2 separate regions of the Homo sapiens genome follow, and region 2 is linked to region 1. Evidence: chromatin loops called from intact Hi-C (ENCODE). Cell type or tissue: GM12878. All regions are shown on one strand. Links, peaks and the distances in the headings refer to the core of each region. The heading gives the core; the rest is flanking DNA.

Region 1 (5,384 bases), core at 105-5,104:
AATATTCTCAAACTATGCATGTGACAAAGGTCTAATATCCAGAATCTATAAAGAACTTAAATCAACAAGCAAAAACCAAATAACTCCATTAAAAATGGGCAAAGGACATGAACAGATACTTCTCAAAAGAAGACATACAAGCAGCCAACAAATATATGAAAAAAGTTCATCATCACTGATCATCAGAGAAATGCAAATCAAAACCACAGTGAAATACCATCTCACACCAGTCAGAATGGCTTCTATGAAACAGTAAAAAACAACAGATGCTGGTGAGGCTGTGGAGAAAAGAGAGTGCTTATACAGTGTTGATGAGAATGTAAACTAGTTCAGCCACTGTGGAAAGCAGTTTGGAGATTTCTCAAAGAACTTAAAACAGAGCTACCATTTGACCCAGCGATCCCATTATTGGGTATCTACCCAAAGGAAAACAGATCATTATACCAAAAAGACACATGCACCTGTATGTTCATCACAGCACTCTTCACAGTAGCAAAGACATGGAAACAATGTAGGTGCCCATCAGCAGTGGACTGGATAAAGAAAGTGTGGTGCATATACACCGTGGAATACTATACTGCCATAAAAAAGAATGAAACATGTCCTTTGCAGCAATGTGGATGGAGCTGGAGGCCATAATCCTAAATGAATTAATGCTGGAACAGAAAAACAAATACCCGTGTCCTCACTTATAAGTGGGAGCTAAACATTGAGCACACATGGTCATAAACATGCGGACAACAGACACTGTGGACTACTAGAGGGAGGAGGGAAGAAGCAGGATGTGGGTTGAAAAACTACCTATTAGGCACTATGCTCACAAACTAGGTGCAATGTGCCCATGTAACAAACTGGCATGTGTACCCCCTGTATCTAAAATAACAGTTGATATTTTTAAAAAAGAATATATATAAACATATATATTATATGTAAAGTATATATATTTTAGGGCCTGGCACATGATACTAATGACTCATATGGAAAGCCAGCGAGCTTTCATAAGATATTGCACACAAGGAAAGTTAAGAACCAGCTTGCTGGGCTGTCTGATCACTAGCTCAGGCTTTCTGCATGAGCTTGGCTTTCTGATAGGAAAATCCAGGGCTCTGAGCCTGGAATGAACATATGTATGGCCCAAGCTCCACCAGCAGCTTAATTCACTGTGACAATTATCAATTGGTTGCCTCTCAGCTCCAAATTCACCCTTCATTACTCGCTCTTCGAGAATGATGAGGGTTAGGCTTTGTCAGCAGGAAGTCCTGGAGGGACATTGTGAGAGAAAATGGCTGCTCTTCCTAGTTCCAGGGGGCTTGCTTTCTCAGGCTCTTGCAGCCTGGACAGCTTTCTCTGCAGCCCCAGGTGGCCAGCAGCCTGAGATGCCTTCCTGCAGACAGCTTCCCTGGGCACCTCCCTGTGAATGACCTCTGCCAGATCCCCCTCAGGAAGCTTTGCAGTAGGGTGCACAAAATGGGGTACCGCCCCTTGGATGGCTTCCCTGGCACCCGCTTGGGCAGCTTTGCAGTGGGTGCCTTCCTAAGCACTCCAGAGACAGGTTTCTGGACAGCCTCAGCAGTGAGGCCCCTCATGAACTTTTCCCCCATCCTGAAAGCCCTGGCCAGACCCTCTTCCATGAGGCCTGGATCTCAGCTCTTCCTTGAATGCTCTATCTCAGTCCTAGGGGAGATAGCTGCTGTCTGTATCAGCTATTCCTATATTCTTTAGAGCTCTCTTTACCGGTTACTAGCCAGTCTTTCATCACTTCAATCCCCTGTTACTAATTTGTTATAGTTAATTTTCTTGTAGAAATTACTGATTTGTCTCCTGTTCAGAGTTTAGTACATTCACCATATTTTTTCAGCCCACCATTTAAAATAAAAATGTAACTCCCTTTACATGAAAAACACTGCAAGAAACATGGAAGCAACAAAAACAATATGAAAACACTTTCACTATTAATTTACTAAGTTAGAAGATTCTATATTCTCTTTCAGTTCTTGGCTATCTGTCTGATTTTTCCGTATTTGTAACCTGCGTGCATAATTGAGTCTGCACTCTAAGTTTATGAGTTGACTTTAGCTTACGTAAGCAGTTTGATAGCCCTATAGTCCCCAAGTAGCCACTGGTCACATAGTCCTTGCATTTGTCATCAGGCAAGGCAATATAATATTCCATTTTCTTCACGTGCTCAAATTTGCTAAGCTAGTTCCTGATTGTGGGATACATGGGTTGGTTCATGCTTTTCCATATTACAAAAAGCACAGATCAAAATATTTTTGTTCAAGTTGCATCAACCCCACCTAATTTTTTCTCTTGTTTCTTCCTTTCTCGATTCTCTAACAGTTGGGCTCACATATTTTCCCACCGATAGACAAGAGATTACCAGAAAAGGGGTGAGGAATCCAGAGAGAATGTCTGCATAAGAAGGAGGGTGGAGATTTCTTACTGAACTAAAGGCTTCAAGAATTGGCAAATACCTGCTCAGTAAGTATCTCCTGCCAGGAAAAGAACCAGTCTCAGAGGTGGAGGCAGAGGGGAATCATTGGTTGGAGAGGAGGAATTTAGACTTGGGAAGCAAGGTCGTTCTAGAGATCAAGACTGTCTTTTCTTCAGTCTCTCATAGTGTAACCTGTGACTAATGCATTAGTCATACTGAGCACGTGGAAACTACACAATATACACTAGAAAAACATTTTAGTTCTCAAGAATAGCCTCAAAATCAGACAATGCCTGAAGTAATTGAGAGTGGGAAGCACATTGTGCAAGTGATTACTGCTCTCTGACATTTTAAACCACCAATAACTCAATTGTTTCCTGAATTCCCAGAGAGTCAGAGAACATGAAAAAACCTTCTTTGTCACTCAGTGGAGTAAATGTTAATCTCATACTTAAATCTTTTTCTTTTTCACATAAAAGTGTTCCTGGTATAAAGCCCAGAAAGAAGCTTAAGCATAGCACCCCCTGTATTGTTCATTTTCTTGTTCATACATAATGTTTACCTGGAAATTCTTTATTTCACACTTATTCTTAAAAGTAATTTTGCTGAGTCTCCAAACAACTGTTTTCAAAATTTTCTTCCATTTTTCTGACTTGGAATCACTAGAAATTAAAACTGTGCTTTTCTTAAAGCTCTATAAACTGAAGCTAGCAACTTAAACTTCGGGAGAAACAATAGCAACATATGTAATTAATATATATATATATACAACTTTTGTGCCTGCCTGATGATGTATGGACTTCTCAGAAAGTTCACTTGAACACCCGATTCGAGCCACAATCCAGAAAAATCTGTCAGGTTGCTACTGCAACCTGAAGATGCTTGAGAGACTCTAGAAAAACTAGTCTATCAACTGCTCCAGGACATTCACCTTTGCTTTCCTTCTGTTTCTGTAGAAATGCCTCCTATTAAAGATCTGTTTGCCTGCATCATATATAGTGGCCCACCCTGTCTGCAATGCCACCTCCTAGAATGAGACACAGCTGTTTAACTGATCTATTCTCAGGACTAAGAGACTGACTAAAGAAGATACGAGGATGATATATTTAAATTTGCTCTTTTCTGTTCCTTCCAATTTGTCTTTCCATTTCTTTGTCTATCTCTAACAAGCTCTAAAACAAATTTCTCCAAAGCTATCTGCTTGTCTTTTAATATGTGAATTTTTTTAAGTTTCAAAGTGATGACTGAAATATTTCACCCCAAAATATGGCTCCCTGGTATAGTGAGTATGTTGAATTCAACACCCTTAGAGATCAACAAGCACTAGAAGAGGCTTTTCCCACCTACATAAAGATAGGAATGATCCACCGAGGAGAACAATTGCTCTTGTTCTCCTCCGTTATCTCATTATCCATTACAGGAAAGAAGACCAAGAATGTAACCACACCTGAACGGAACCTTTTTGAGATAATGACTGTCTCTAAGGATCATTTACATTCCAAGAACTACTTACAAGTTAATTTCTGCTCCCTGATCCAACCATTTTCCCTGGTGATCATTTATTGCCCCTCAATACAATTATTCTCCTCCCCATTCCCATAACCCATTCTATCCGGATTCAAGCCCCCATTCTTTCTGTAACCTCAAGATAGCAGGTAAGCTGCTGTACCACATTGAGAAGTTGGGTCTTCATTCTGAAGGTTCCCATGTGTACACACTAAATAAGTTTGTATACCTTTTCCCCTATTTATTATTATTATTTTTGAGACGGAGACTCCCTCTGTAGCCTAGGCTGGAGTGCAATGGCGTGATCTTGGCTCAGTGCAACCTCCACCTCCCAGGTTCAAGCGATTCTCCTGCCTCAGCCTCCTGAGTAGCTGGGATTACAGGTGCCCACCACACCTGGTGAATTTGTATATTTTTAGTAGAGATGGTGTTTCACCAAGTTGGCCAGGCTGGTATCGAACTCCTTACCTCAAATGATCCACCTGCCTCAGACTCCCATAGTGCTGGGATTACAGGCGAGCACCACCGTGCCTGGCCATCTATTCCCCTATTTTTTTTTTAAAGTAGTTTTGCTGCACATGCAATTCTCATTTATTTTCGCTTATCACTTTGAAGATATTGTTCCACAATTGTCTAGTTTCTGTTGCTGTATAAAGGTATGTTGCTAATAATTTTTGTAGATGATCTGTCATTTTTCTGCTTTAAGATCTTTCTGAGTTTAGCATTCTGCAATTTTATTACTATCTTTTGCAGACTGGGTGTGGATTTTAAAAGCTTTATCTTGCATGGTATATGGTGTGCATCTGTAACTGCCCAGTAAGTTCTTCTTGCCTGCTGCCCAGATAGAGCCAATTTATCAAGACAGGAGAACTGCAATGGAGAAAGAGTTTAATTCGTGCAGAGTTGGCTGAATGGAAGAGTTTAATACACATAGAGCAGGCTAAATGGAAGACTGAAGCTTTATTATTACTCACATTAGCCTCCCTGAAACACAGTCTTGCAGGCAGGGGGCTAGGGAATGGGGAGTGCTGATTGGTTGGGTTGAGGATGAAATCACAGGGAGTCCAGGCTGTCCTCTTGCTCTGAGTCAGCTCCTGGATGGTGGCCACAAGACCAGAGGAGCCAGTTTACTGGTCTGGGTGGCGCCACTGGATCCATCAGAGTGCAGAGTCTGAAAAATATTCCAAACACCAATCTTAGATGTTATTCACAAAAGCAATTAGAAGGTTAGGAATCTGGTGCCCTCTGGCTGTATAACTCCTAAGCCATAATTTCTAATCTTGTGGTTAATCTGTTAGTTTTACAGAGGCAGTTTGGTCCCCACACAAGGAGGAGGTTTGTTTCAGGGAGGGGCTGTTATCGTCTTTGTTTCAAACTATAAACTAAATTCCTCCCAAAGTTAGTTCAGCCTATGCCCAGGAAGGAAGAGGGGCAGGTTGGAGGT
Region 2 (5,384 bases), core at 56-5,055, 53 kb before region 1:
CCTGTGCCTCTGCACGGCTGTCTGTTCGCGTGCTGCAGTGCCTAGGCTAAGACTATTCTCCCCTTCACCTTCAACACATTTGCACTGAGTCCTTCCTATATTGCAAGGCACTAGAAGAGGTTCCTCTCTTCTGCCCTCCAAACCCTAATCCCCCACCCCAAAAGTCCTGCTTAAGCCTCATCTCCATGAAGCCTCCCTAATTACTCCAGCTCCCATTGAGCAACCTTTTTCAAGAATTTATCCTAGATACCCAGGCTGAACCATGTGGTTTGGCATTTAATTGTATACACCTATATTTTTCTCATATTAGCTCATGTTTTCTCTACCCCACCCCATTGAAAGAAAGTAGTAGAGATGGTGGAAATGATAAGAGTACTGTTTAAGTCAGTAGTTCTCTGTCAGACCTTCCTCCCCTTTTTACAAGAAATATTTTTGTTATGCCCTTTATCTATCATGAAAATCATAGATAATATAATTGACCTCCACATGCAATTTCCAAATACATTGATACGATACTCTAGGTGTTAATATTATAAGAGAGAATAAAAGGAAAGTAACTTACGATAAAATGCTGATGCTCCCCAGCTTATGACAGGATTACATCCATCACAAATCTAGGAGCTACTGAGTAAATATCACTTTTGCAGGATCATAAAGTTGAAAAATTGTAAGTCAAACTATCATAAGTTGGAGACCGTCTACAATGTGTATTTCATTGTATAGATGTTTGGCATGACTTCATTAGAAGCTACTACTAACTAGTAAGAAAATGCAGATTGATATGAGGTATTGTATTGGCAACTCAGATGCCACAAGCCATGGTACTATCAGTGATGTGGCTTTATTATTTATTATGATTTTTCTGTAGATCTTTTCTGTGGTCATGGTGCAACTTTCTGAAACGAGGATCAACTTTTGGTGACGTTAAAGAAAAAAAGAAGCCAATCAGCTTAGCTTGATTTATGTGGTAGTCTTATTTCTAGCAATTCAGCATATATTAAAACTATGCAAAAAGTATATTTTGTTTATATGAAAAGTGAGTTAGGTTCACTTTATTAGTTTATAAAATTATAAACAGATTTCAGGACATTCAAAAGTTGTAAAGGCTGCAGGATAATTCATTGTGGGGCACAGTCTGGCGTATTTTGGCACACCCAGCAACTCTGGCCCTCACCCTCTACAGGCCAACACTAACCCCCTATTTTTAGATAACCTCAAAAGTCCCTACAAATTTCTAGAAAGGCTCCTGGGATGTAATGGTTATAGTAAGATCCACTGACCTAAACCAAGACCCCCTGGAGATAGGATTATTACCATATAATCCAGCTTTACCCTAAGGGCCTAAGGTGAGCCCCCAAATGCCAGTTTACCGGTTCACTGCCCTGGTTCTCAAGGGGGTGCTGAGACCCATCAAAGGAGACAGCAGGTCAAACTAGGAGAGAAGGATGGTCTGCTTCCCCCTCAGGTTTCCATTTGTTCCATGCAGCAGTTGAGTTCCCATGCATACTTCTGTTTGAACAAAGGGTTCCTCCATTTTAAGAAGTGTTACATATGTTTTGGCAGTTGTGTGCAGCTTTATAATTGCCTTTCTGGGAGGGGACATGTTTATCTTCTCACCCCATCATGCCAGAAGTGAATGTTCAATTCAATTCTTGTTTATAGTTTCCACCTCTCTATTGAGACTCCCTGTCTGTTGAGTCATTGTCATTATAGTTTTCTTTAATTATTTGAACATATATGTAATAGCTGCTTTGAAGTCTTTGCTGAAACTAACTTCTGGGCCCACGCAGGGTCAATGAGTACTGCTGGTCCCTCATCTGAACCTCATATCTCAGGGTTCAGTCAGCACATTCACTTCCTGTGGTCAAAACTTCGTGGGAGACCACATCATTGTTCATAACCACTTTTAAAATTCATCATGAGAAATCCCTGTCCAAGGAGAGAAACCTCTGATGATGGAACAGCTGAGGAGAGATGACTCTGGGCTGAGAAAGAAGTATTAAGCAGGGCTGGGTGGCCTGGCTTGGTGGTCCGGGCCTTCTGGAGGCACTGCAATGCTGGGCATCTCCAGGAAGAAAGAAGACCCCTCCCACTAGCACTTCTTCCTCTTGCCAGCAGAGAGAGAGGATGCAGCGGGCCTGGACTCAGAACATAGGAGCTGGAAAGACACAAGACTCTCTGGCTTCAAGCTCAAGAGCTGATGAATTCATCCCACAGTCAGGATGCCATGGGGGCCTGGGATGGGTTAGACATACCTAACTCCTCAGCCAGCTTCTGGTCCCCTATTGTGCTTGTGTCCACCTTGTATACATCTGCCTCGGCCTTTCCTTTCCTGTCCTTTCGTGGCTGACCCCCACCGCCCCTGCATCTAACAACTCTATTTAGTTAAACACTGCCTATATTCTATCTGTTTATAGTAGAGGCCCTCAGCCTGGGAGCTACTTGTGAATATCTTCTCTTTGATCTATTGACAGCATAACCCTCAGAGAGTCATGTTATTTCTCACATTTCCAGCTCCCGAGGGCCTGTGTTTGCGTATCTGGGTACAGAGAAATTCCCCATCTTGATGGCGAGCTCTGGAGGGCACAGCACAGCTCTGGTCAGGAAGATCTGGGTCCCAGCCCCTCCCTGGTGCATGGTGTGTATGCCCCTCGGTGAGCTCTTTGGAGCCCAGTGTGTATTAAACTGTGAAAGGAAGACCACAGGGCTCATGCCAGGGCAAAATGAGCTAAGGATCATCCAGCATCCAGCTAAGATGTTATTGACAAACATGATCACCTTTTCCTGTCTCTTCATGGCAGGGGCCTTATTTCCCGTGCACCCCTACATCATCTAGCCCAGTTCCTGGTTCTCAGTTGCTGCTCAGTAAATATTTATTAGGGGAATTACCTGATGCTGGTCTCTTCTGCTTTTTTAATTGGTGGCTTTCACATTGTGTTCAGTGCAGTTTTAGGAGTTCTGACGAGGTGCCTGAGGGCCCAAGTGGGCCAGGGTGGGTGAAGCCAGCAAGGGTAGGTGAGAACTGATAAGAGTGGACAGTGGGGGAGTGGGATGAGTTGGGCTCTAGGCCTGCCCCTATGTTCACACTGCTAGTTTGCATTTAAATTGGTATAGGAATAATATTTTCTTCCTTGAAGAAGGAATTCTGTGATTTAAAGTTTGAAAATAGGCTGGACATGGTGGCTCACGCCTGTAATTCCAGTACTCTGGGAGGCCGAGGTGGGTAGATCACCTGAGGTCAGGAGTTCAAGACCAGCCTGACCAACATGGTGAAACCCTGTCTCTACTAAAAATACACACAAAAAATTAGCTGGGCATGGTGGCACACACCCATGATCCCAACTACCCAGGAGGCTGAGGCAGGAGAATCACCTGAACCCAGGAGGCTGAGGTTGCGGTGAGCCGAGATCACACCACTGCATTCCAGCCTGGGTGACAGAGCAAGACTCTGTCTCAAAAAAAAAAAAAAAAAAAAAAAAAAGTTTGAAAATAACTGCCTATGCTTTGAATAGTTTAGAGGAGGAATTTAATTTTATGAATGATGCAAATGTCTATCTCCATCTTCATTGTCCCAAACATTAGCCATTACAATTAAATTAAAAACTCAGTTCTAAGTTCTTCAGCCACACTGTTCATATTTCAAGTACTCAGCAGCCACATGTGGCTACTGGCTACCACTTTGGGCAGCACAGATATGAACATTCTTATCATTAGGTAACTGCTCAATGTGTTCATCTTGCCTACTACCCAGAGAGAGCAGATTTTTCAAGACAGGGGAATGGCAAAAGAGAAGGAGTTTAATACACAGAGAACTGGCTAAAGGGGAGATGGGAGTTTTATTATTACTCAAATCATCCTCCTCGAAAATGTGGAAGCTAGGGTTTTGCAAGGATAGTTTGGCAGACAGAGGACTAGGGAATTGGTACTGCTGATTGGTTGGGGATGCAACCATCGGGGTGTGGAAGCTGGTCCTGGTGCACTCAGTTGGCTTCTGGGTGGGAGCCACGGAAGAGTTGCTGGTCCCGGTGGGTCCATCTGGTCAGAAAGGCAAAAGCTTGAAAAGACATCTCTAAAGGCCAATCTTAGGTTCTACAACAGTGGTGTTATTTACAGGAGTAATTGGGGAAGCTGCAAATCTTGTAACCTCTGGAATAATGGCTGGTAATCATTTAGCTATGCCTACATGGTAGCAGAGTTCAGGCCCCTCTCATTCTCCTAACCTGGTGAGCTTCGATTAGTTTTACAAAGGTGGTTTAGTTTTGAGGACTATTATCATTTAAACTATACATTTCTCCCAAAGTTAGCTTGCCCCACACCCAGGAATGACCAAGGGCAGTTTGGAGATTAAAGGCAAGATGGAATTGGTTAGGTCAGATCTCTTTCACTGTCATAATTTTCTGTTATAATTTTTGCAAAGGCAGCTTCAGTTACAGAAAGTTCTGTTAGACGTTTCTGGGTCTGTATTTTCTATTGTTTAAGTCACAGGACTTAGTAGACAGACAGTGGCTGTATTCCCTGTGCTGTAATATGTTTGTGGGCTTAAAGGGTAAGTTGAGTTGTCCATGGATGTAGGTTTGAATCCTATTTATTAACTTGCTATTAGCCTACCTGACTGGCTTTACATTCCCTCCTCTGTACCAGGGAGGTTCAGTCACATCAGAGGTTTCCATCTACTTTATCTCCGAGGGTCCCTGTGATTGTGTCTTTGTTCTCTTGGACCCACACCCATGATGGAAATGAACTGCTTTATTAGGTAATGATTGGCTTACCCTCCCACTTTTGTTAACGAAGGCTATTTATAACTACCAACAAAAACCCTTGATCAGCATACGATTATCAGAATTCTTATAGTGAGTTGAAGTAGTTCCAACCCAAACTTAGAAACAGGACATTATGGTTAGCTTAGCACCTTATCTCTAGTAATTGTACAGTTTCCATGTGGCATCTTTCAAATATTGAAAATAACTTATCAGTGTTGTTCCCTGTCTCTATTACTACCTTCTCCCACCCTTAGGTCTTGTTAGGACTGCTTAAAGTTTTTTTCAGGTTTTTAAAGAGATTCTAGGTCCAGGGAGTGAAAAGCTTTTGAAAAAATAAAGTTAACAGAGTTTATTTGAGTGAAGAACAATTTATGAATCAGGTGGCACTCACAACCAGAAGAGGTCCAGAGAGCTCCGCTCTATAACATGGGCAGTGAGTATTTAAGACAGGAAAATGCTTGATGAAAGCAGAAACAAGGAACAAAAAGTGCATTGGTTGTTTCAAAGTTACTTTCCTCGTAAGGGTTAAAGCAGAGGGGACTTCCTTATCATGCTGGCTAAAGCTGGCCAGTTTGGAGATTTGGCATTAATTATGTTTCTCTCCTGATTTCTTGTTTCAGTTTG

What was found. Peaks named below come from ENCODE experiments on the same cell type or tissue, not always from the same donor. Only the 100,000 strongest peaks of a DNase experiment are listed, where the experiment ranks them.
Region 2: a loop joins it to region 1, with 2.6 times the contacts of the local background. A loop is called at or near these places in 4 of 110 quality-filtered maps.

What each region holds. Positions count from the first base shown.
Region 1 is chr6:110,534,673-110,540,056 of GRCh38, reverse strand. It overlaps LOC105377940 (a long non-coding RNA gene), which reads left to right. Exons shown (of 7, transcript XR_007059703.1): 6 at 2,341-2,481. Among named protein-coding and RNA genes, the nearest start is that of SLC22A16, 61 kb to the right of the region's middle. In GM12878, for the core only: no CTCF peak of the experiment used is centred there; no DNase peak of the experiment used is centred there.
Region 2 is chr6:110,587,530-110,592,913 of GRCh38, reverse strand. It overlaps LOC105377941 (a long non-coding RNA gene), which reads right to left. Exons shown (of 4, transcript XR_942866.3): 4 at 3,818-4,035. Among named protein-coding and RNA genes, the nearest start is that of SLC22A16, 110 kb to the right of the region's middle. RefSeq lists an enhancer at 1,992-2,051. In GM12878, for the core only: no CTCF peak of the experiment used is centred there; DNase peaks (open chromatin) are centred at 1,823 and 2,773; H3K27ac peaks cover 1,187 bases.